2 separate regions of the Homo sapiens genome follow, and region 2 is linked to region 1. The links are chromatin contacts, found by Hi-C or POLR2A ChIA-PET in ENCODE. All regions are on one chromosome and are shown on one strand. Each heading gives the region's core, a stretch centred on a gene start or an enhancer-like site at or near the end of the contact. The rest is flanking DNA. Distances are from core to core; before and after follow the strand shown.

What was found. A loop is a pair of places that touch in the nucleus more often than their neighbours do. ChIA-PET counts read pairs that join two places held with the same protein, here RNA polymerase II (POLR2A). Pooled maps may share reads with other maps.
Region 2: a loop to region 1 is called in a map of left cardiac atrium, with 3 times the contacts of the local background. The contact joins two enhancer-like sites. A Hi-C loop is called at or near these places in 42 of 168 maps with a recorded cell type or tissue (Caco-2, GM12878, GM23248 and 25 more), 3 of 37 single-sample maps with no recorded cell type and 28 of 50 pooled maps. POLR2A ChIA-PET finds 5 or more read pairs at or near these places in 2 of 52 experiments (AG04450 and BJ).

What each region holds. Positions count from the first base shown.
Region 1 is chr10:76,308,578-76,312,236 of GRCh38, forward strand. All of the region lies in intron 5 of LRMDA (leucine rich melanocyte differentiation associated), which reads left to right. The region is part of intron 2 of LOC112268057 (a long non-coding RNA gene); the gene reads right to left. Among named protein-coding and RNA genes, the nearest start is that of KCNMA1-AS1, 580 kb to the right of the region's middle. Within about 2 kb of position 1,712, at least 4 of the 41 ENCODE cell types and tissues checked have a DNase peak (open chromatin) inside an H3K27ac peak, as active enhancers do; they include ascending aorta, where a contact is called at or near this core.
Region 2 is chr10:76,556,700-76,560,358 of GRCh38, forward strand. LRMDA (leucine rich melanocyte differentiation associated) reads left to right here. Exons shown (of 7, transcript NM_001305581.2): 7 at 510-3,469. The coding sequence ends at 589. Among named protein-coding and RNA genes, the nearest start is that of KCNMA1-AS1, 330 kb to the right of the region's middle. Within about 2 kb of position 2,097, at least 7 of the 41 ENCODE cell types and tissues checked have a DNase peak (open chromatin) inside an H3K27ac peak, as active enhancers do; they include ascending aorta, where a contact is called at or near this core.

The sequences.
Region 1 (3,659 bases), core at 462-2,961:
GAAGTCACCTTTGCTACACATCAGAGACCATGGGGCTGCTGCTTTCTCACCAATCTCTCTCCTGCTCTCACCTCTCTCCTCCCAGCCTGGGGATGGAGAAGCCATAGCAAGCACCCATATGGCTCACATTTTCTTCTCCTCAAAACCTCTCCCCATAGTTCTGTCTGAATCTGAAAGTGACGGCTCCAATTAAGACACAGGAAGAAAAGAAATATAATTTCTAAGTCACTTGGCCTGGTGACATATATGTTGGGAGTTAGGAAAGTCAGTGTGCGGCTTCTCTACCATCCCAGGCGCTGCAGTCAAACAAATCAATTCAGCCTTCAGAGGGGCATCCATTGCCTTGTGATTATGTTTGTGTAAAGTCTTGGGGTCTTTGATCAAAGAATGGCATTTCAGGCCAGTCCCTAATCCTCACTGCCTTAAGATGTTTAAATGGGTTAAAAAAAAAAAAGTTGATAACAGCTGGGATTTAAATTTGCCTTTGCCCAGCTTTTGTTTTGAAAGGACTTCTATTATCCGTGGCTTCCCTTTTCGAGGCAAAGATGGATCATTGGGTAAACCAAAAAGGGAAAGAGGATATGGGAGGAAATGGGCGGGGACTCTGAATTAATCTTCTGAGGAAGAATGTTTGATCAGCGGGGAGGAGGGGATGAAAACCTCTGATGCTGACAGCAGGCACCTTTCTGATGAGGGTGTGATTGGCACCTTTGAAGCTTCAGTCAGGAGCCAGTGTCCAGTGGGTCAGAGCTTCCTCTGTCTGTGGGTGGTGGAGGTAATAATGAGGCAACTGGAAGGATTAATTGCGGACAAGCAGCAGGATTACGAGGAGGGCTTCTCAGCTCCAAAAGGAACAGTTCGAGGAAAGCCTCTGATCTGTCAGCCTTAGAGGAAATTAGTGGGAGCAGACTCGAGCAGGCTTAAAAAAAGGCATTTAGGATATTAAAGCGAAATGTGAAGAGGATATTAAAATAGGGCAAAAGGGCAAGGAGCGCTGATCTTGAAAGGCGGGTGTCTCCCTCTTATTACTAGGAATTTCCAAGTTTTGCCCAGATTTCACAGACACCTTATTTTTACAGTCCAGCAGAGAGATTTTACTTGCATTGCAACAAGTTAGGGGAGGGTCAGACTGGATTTGAGGTGGCACCCAAGGTCCTGTACAAAACTTGTTTGCTGTCCACCCTCTGGCAGTTTCAGAAGCTCCTGAAACTAAGGCTCCTGGTATAATTTTACAACAAGCCAGCGCATTACTGACATCCTATCTGCATTAGCTATCTGTTGTATGTTTTACTTCTTACCCTTCTGGTTCAAGTCTGGATGCTGCCAATAAATCCTGTGTTACCATTAAAGAGGCCATTCATCACGCTTCCTAATGCGATTAATCAAGATACACCACAGTACCCTTAAAATGAGATCATTTTGATAAATCATGTATGACATGAAAAGACTTTATTCCTTTTAAGTGCAATTTAGACTGTAATTTTTTTCCTCATTTATGATTCATGGGAGAAACATGGATAAAATTCCCTTGCACAGTTACACCTTATCTACAGCAATAACTCAAAACTGCTTTTAGATGAAAATTCAGGGTCTTATTCACCAAAGCTGAATGCCAGCTCATTATTTTCTGGCGTTCAGTAGTCCAAAAATAATGTCCGCACATTAAGCGGCATTCTCAAAAAAGTTGGAATTGGCCAGGCTCCAGGCACATCAATTACACTCCATCATCCTTAATAAGGAAGAAATATCAGATGTCCTCTTGGAGGTTTTTTGAATCAGTAATGCTCAGCCTTTACCTTCCCAATTTAGAATGATTGGGAAACAAAAATGGTAGTAACAAAAAAAGTATGGGAATTTCAGGGCCTTTACATGACTCTTCTCCTGTTGCATAAGTCTCAAAAGAGGTATTTTTTCCCTCCCATGCGGTTCATGCTTCCTTTTCCATTCCCCTTTTCTCATTTCACAAAGGAAACTACCATTTTGTTAGGTCTGAGTTTTGTTTCTAAGCTGCTGTATCTGTGATGCAGGCTTTCCCCTCACAGCTGTCACAATAATTTGGGAAACGATATTCATAACCTCCAATAGAAAAATAATTTGAAAATGTGCCTTCTGGTGAGATCCATCAAGTTTAAGGCCATATTTTTGGTTAAAAGGGAGACACTGATGCTATTCATTAAACTGAAAAATGGCTTGTTTTCCACTAATATTGAAATAAACTCTGGATGAATGTTAAGTCATGCTGGCATGCACTCTTATTGAAAGCAAAAGGAAAACACAGATATATTTAATTTGGACATGTAAAGTCAACAGAGTTTTAGGTCTTTCATGAGAAAGGGAATCAGGAAGATTGGCTGAAACAAATGTGAACAATTAGAAGTTCATTTGCCTCTTGCAAAGAGTGAGAGCATTTAAAGAGGGATTCAGTGTCTGAGAACTATAGACTCACTTGCATTTTTTTTTCAACCCCTGGTACCTATGAATAAAGAAATAAAGACTTGATCAACATGTAATTTATTTCCCTGCTGTTCTTAGAGATTCATTTGGGAAGCAGAACAAAAGCCAGTATTTGACTCTGTTTTTAAGTAACCCAAGAATGCACACGTATCCTATTCATGCCCACTTAACATAAATGCAGCAAAACTCAAGTTTATTTGGGTTATCACATTTATGCTAATGCTCTGTACTTTAATCGGATAGAAACTGACATAAAACAAAAGTTCCTTGCATATTATTCACACATTTAAATGAAATTTCCTGTGCTTTTAATTTTTTCTAATATGAAGAGTCAATTAAGAATCTAAGGCCATTAAGGCTGCACTTGCCTTGTTTAGGTTTCCATTTCACATTTATGACTTTCTATTTTTGTGAAAAAAGATCTGTAAATTTGAAAAATATGCACGTATCTCATTAAAAAAGTTTCCCAGCTCTAGCAACACTCAGCAAATCTCCAAAGAATGCAAGTTTAAAACATAAATATTTTAAGGCCCCATAAAATTGGCAGTAAATATTTTTCCCCCTTTAATACCATGTTCATTTCATTCCAATTTACTACCACGATTATATTTTCCAAAGCGGCTTTTAATACAATACACAATTATTTCATATGGGGTTGGGTAGGTCGCCTCATTAAGCCTGCAAAGATCAGGCCTCTTGTGATCCCCACAAATATACTTGCATTTACTCCTAATTAAAATGGCCCTCTTAAATTGTCTCAAGTTCATTAATATAAATAAGAAGCTAAGCAAAATAGCCACAGTTGAACAGTTAGCAGGGCAAGATGACCAGGTCCCCAAACCTCACACAGAGCAGACTGTGGTATGTATGCAGTGGTGCCCTGCCACCTGTTGGCTCTGCTTACACATAACAGGGTATTGATGTCCCTCATGGTGGTGCAGTAACCCTCTCTGACCCCTATCCCTAGTTCATCATCCCCAAGAGAAAAGAAGAGGCCTTTGAGAATCCCAGGCCTCCTGATTTCCCCCATCATTCATTTCCTTGGCTACATGTTTCTCCTGCTAATGCTAAAAATTTATGGCTGAGCACATTAAGGGCAGTGCGAGTCCTTCCCTACTTCTGGATTATATCAGAGTTTCCTGTCATAAGGAAATCCAAGATGTGTCCTCAGCTGATTGCATGTGACAGTGTCTGCTTATATCTCA
Region 2 (3,659 bases), core at 847-3,346, 250 kb after region 1:
ATATGTGCTCAATGCCTGGTGCCTGCCAGAATTTGGAATATTCTCTCTGGAAGTCAACAACATTGCTTCATGATAAAGGGTATCAAAATAGTCACATTCTGGGAAGATTGTTCTACATCTTTTACTTGGGCTGGGTTCATCTTTAAACTCTTAATTTTCCATTCTTTGAAACTCTACTAAGGGAAACTGGCGTGAGGAGAGGCTACATTCTGGGGAGTAATTGGCCAAATTAGAAAAGTACCTAGCATGTGGAAGAGAAGTCATGCAGAAAGTGATATTCCTAGGAGCCTATACTTGTAGTGACATTTTATTTCAATGTCAACTCTGAGGTTGACAGAATCTTCTTGTCTGTGAGGACAAAAAGGGAGAGTTCTTCCCTTCTGGAGCTTCATCCACTTTCTGCTGCCCATTGGATCTATGATTATCTTGCATGTCTGCTTTTCAGCACCTGTGTTTCCCTGCTATGCTAAGTGTGCCACCTGTAATGATGTGTGTCTTTTTATTTGCAGGTGTCCTGGGGAAGTGTCGCTACGTTTACTATGGGAAAAACTCAGAGGGCAACAGGTTTATCCGAGATGACCAGCTCTGAAGCCAACTTCTGTATACCTTCACCCATTTCATGAAAATAAAATCAAAAGGGAAATCAAAAATAAAGAAAACGCTAAAGAAAAAACAATAGCCCACATTGCCTCTCTTTGGGAAAAGCTATGACTTCAGCTTTTGGTACCTTCCGCTGACTTTGCCAGGCCTGTCAAGATGATCCTTCTGCCTTAGACTGAGTGGTCACATAGAGATTGACATGATTGCCCTTAAGCAGGTCTCATCCACCAGGGTGACAGACAGCGGTGGCAAAGCAACAGGGCTGACAGCATGAACACCATGATAGATTGCCTGGTCCTGCCACTGCTCACAGGGGAGCAGAGGTCACACCTGGGGCCTCCCTGGACATGCTCAGTGGCTGCAGTCAAGTGAGAAAGACTGTCCTCAGCTCGCCTATTGAATTGAAATCCCTCTGATACCATCGTGCTGTGGGCTTATTTTTAGTGAAATAGTCACAGTTTAGGGGATGGCCATTCTCCCTCACTCCTTTTAAATCTTAACGTCCTGTATTCTGCATATACATAGCTCCCGTCTCTTCCCCTCCACCTTCCTTTAGCATCGATTTTATGACAGGTGGTGCATTTCAGTTTGCAGTTTTTCGGAGAACAAGGTATAACTTCCCAGCCAGGTCATACATTTATGGCTGGCTTCATGTTGCTACAATCCCTTTATTGGCGTAAATAGCTTTCCCTAAATCCCTGACTACAAAAGCGTGGACTTTTATCTTGTTTCATTCAACTCTAAATCCACTTCTTGCCCTGAATATGATGCAGTGTAAGGCATAAGGCATCTTTCTCAGCATGAGGGTTTGGTTGCACCAGGGACTCTTATTTATTAATTTATTTTTAACCGTACACACTTCCAGTGATGCCTGTGGCCATACTTGTGCGTGGGGCTGGCTTGCTCCTTTGGGTGCTATTTAAAGGGAGTGAGGTGATGAAAGATAGAGTGAAGGGTCAGGAGGTTAAAAAACAAAATTAAGACTGTTGAAAACACCCACCAGACCAAAGAGTTTTTATAGAAGGCACAAACCTTTTGGATTTTGCATCTTTGTCATGACCTCTCAGAAATCAAATCCACAGGTTGTGAGACAGTGCTCTGTCTTCCTGTATGCTTGGCTGTGCACTAGCACTAATGTCACAAGGAACATAAGTGTGATCATTGCTAGTTGGGTGACTCAAAGTTTATCTAACTTGCTGGTGCACCAGTCAAATCACTCTAGAAGATGTTCAAAAGGTTGATTGATTGTTCTTGACACGATAGTGTTTATTTTTCTGCTTCTTCCATTTAGACCAAGTGTTCATTGTCCTCCCAGTATTAGGTCAGTTTGATGACAGCAAAACCTGAAAGAGAATCCCTCCAAGTTATAGATACTGAGGGACTAGGAGCTGCTATTGTAAAACTATGGGGACTCAGAATCCCTAAGCTGCCCAAGGAGAACCTACTTTCTCAGCTCTAGCCCGTTTACATAGCCTCTGGCCCACTGAGTCAACACAGGCCTTGAATGACATGTATTGAGGCTGGCAGGAGTCCCTGTTTGAGATTACACAACCTTTGTTAATCAGTTCTTTAGACAAGTTAACATTAAAATCCTCAAAACCATGAAAAATTGGAGAATGTTGAATGTTTGCATTTATCTCTCAAATCCATTAGTAACTGGATTTGAGTACCTTTTCTCTGTTTGATCTACAAAACAGCACTGGAAAAATGCTTTAAATTATCTGCATTTGGTCCCACCCTGGGTCATTGTTTAGAAGCATCAACACATGTTTTCTCCCTGGCATAATATGGGCAGCCAGAATTCTGTGCAAGGGCAGCTAGACGAGTCAGATGTCATATCCAATCTAGCCACACATATATCCTTGTCTTTATAAAAGGCTTTAACCCTGCCTCAAACAATAAAAAAGCACTTGTGAACTGACCACAGAATTTTTCCATCTTTATTTTTCTTACTTGTTTACTTTTTTTAATGTCAGAACCATTTGTATCATGCGCAGGAATGTCTCCCTCAATGTGAGCTTTGGAGGCAAAACATATTTTTGGAGTGAGTTATTGACCACATTGTTTCCCTCTCTTTGGGTTGTTTATTTTCTTCCAGAATGGTGTAATAACTTTAATTAAGATTAGCTTTAATTATAAATTACCTAAAGGCCATCACTAAGGTATATTCATCTTATTGATAGAATTATAGTCAGCTTTGTTTCTCTTAAGCAGGGATAGTGATAATGAAGTGCTGGGTTGGTTACAGTTCCACTGTGTGTTAACCAAAATTTGCTGTGCTAGAGCTAGACTTTGGTCTGAATTGGCAGAGGTAGAACCCATGTTGCATGTTTATCCTAAATCTGTAGGAATTTCCCAAACCTTGTTTTTCAAAGTTGAGAAGTAGAAAGTAATAAATTCAATCAGGGCCCAGACATGTTTTGTACCCCCTTTACCCTTTGGTCTTTCTTCCTTTTATCCTATTCCACTGAGCTTGTTCTTTGGGGATTGTGGTGCCTGACATCACTGTCTTTCCTCCCCTAGGACACTGACTTGAGTGGAGAGACCTCGGCAATTCAAGGCTGTCCTGCAGCTCTCTGTTGCCTCAGCAATGTCAGGACGACTGTCTCTTTCCTAAGTAACATAATTTTAAAGAACAATTTGTTCCTCAGGGAATAATGTCTTGGATTGTGGGGAATCCTATTAAAAGTACAACTATTGCAGTCATTTGCTTTTACTTTTACCAGCCTCACTCATAAACCCTCCATCTGTTTGTTGCTTTAAATAGAAGCACATTATAAGAGATTATCACTTGATCAGGCTGCATGTCTGAGTGTTGTGTGTTTTCACATACTCATGTATACTAAGGAATAAAAGAAAGCAAACCACAGATTCTGGATGAAAGGATTTTTCATTTGTTTGTGTGTGTGTGTGTGTGTGTGTGCATGTGTGTGTTTCCAGCGGAGATGTATCTTGTACATTTTCAAGGGAAAAATGTCTTTCTTGCTGTTTTCAAGAAATAACCTGGCTGTCTTTCTTCTTTTCTTTGTTAACATGCAGACCAAAAACAATCCACAGGA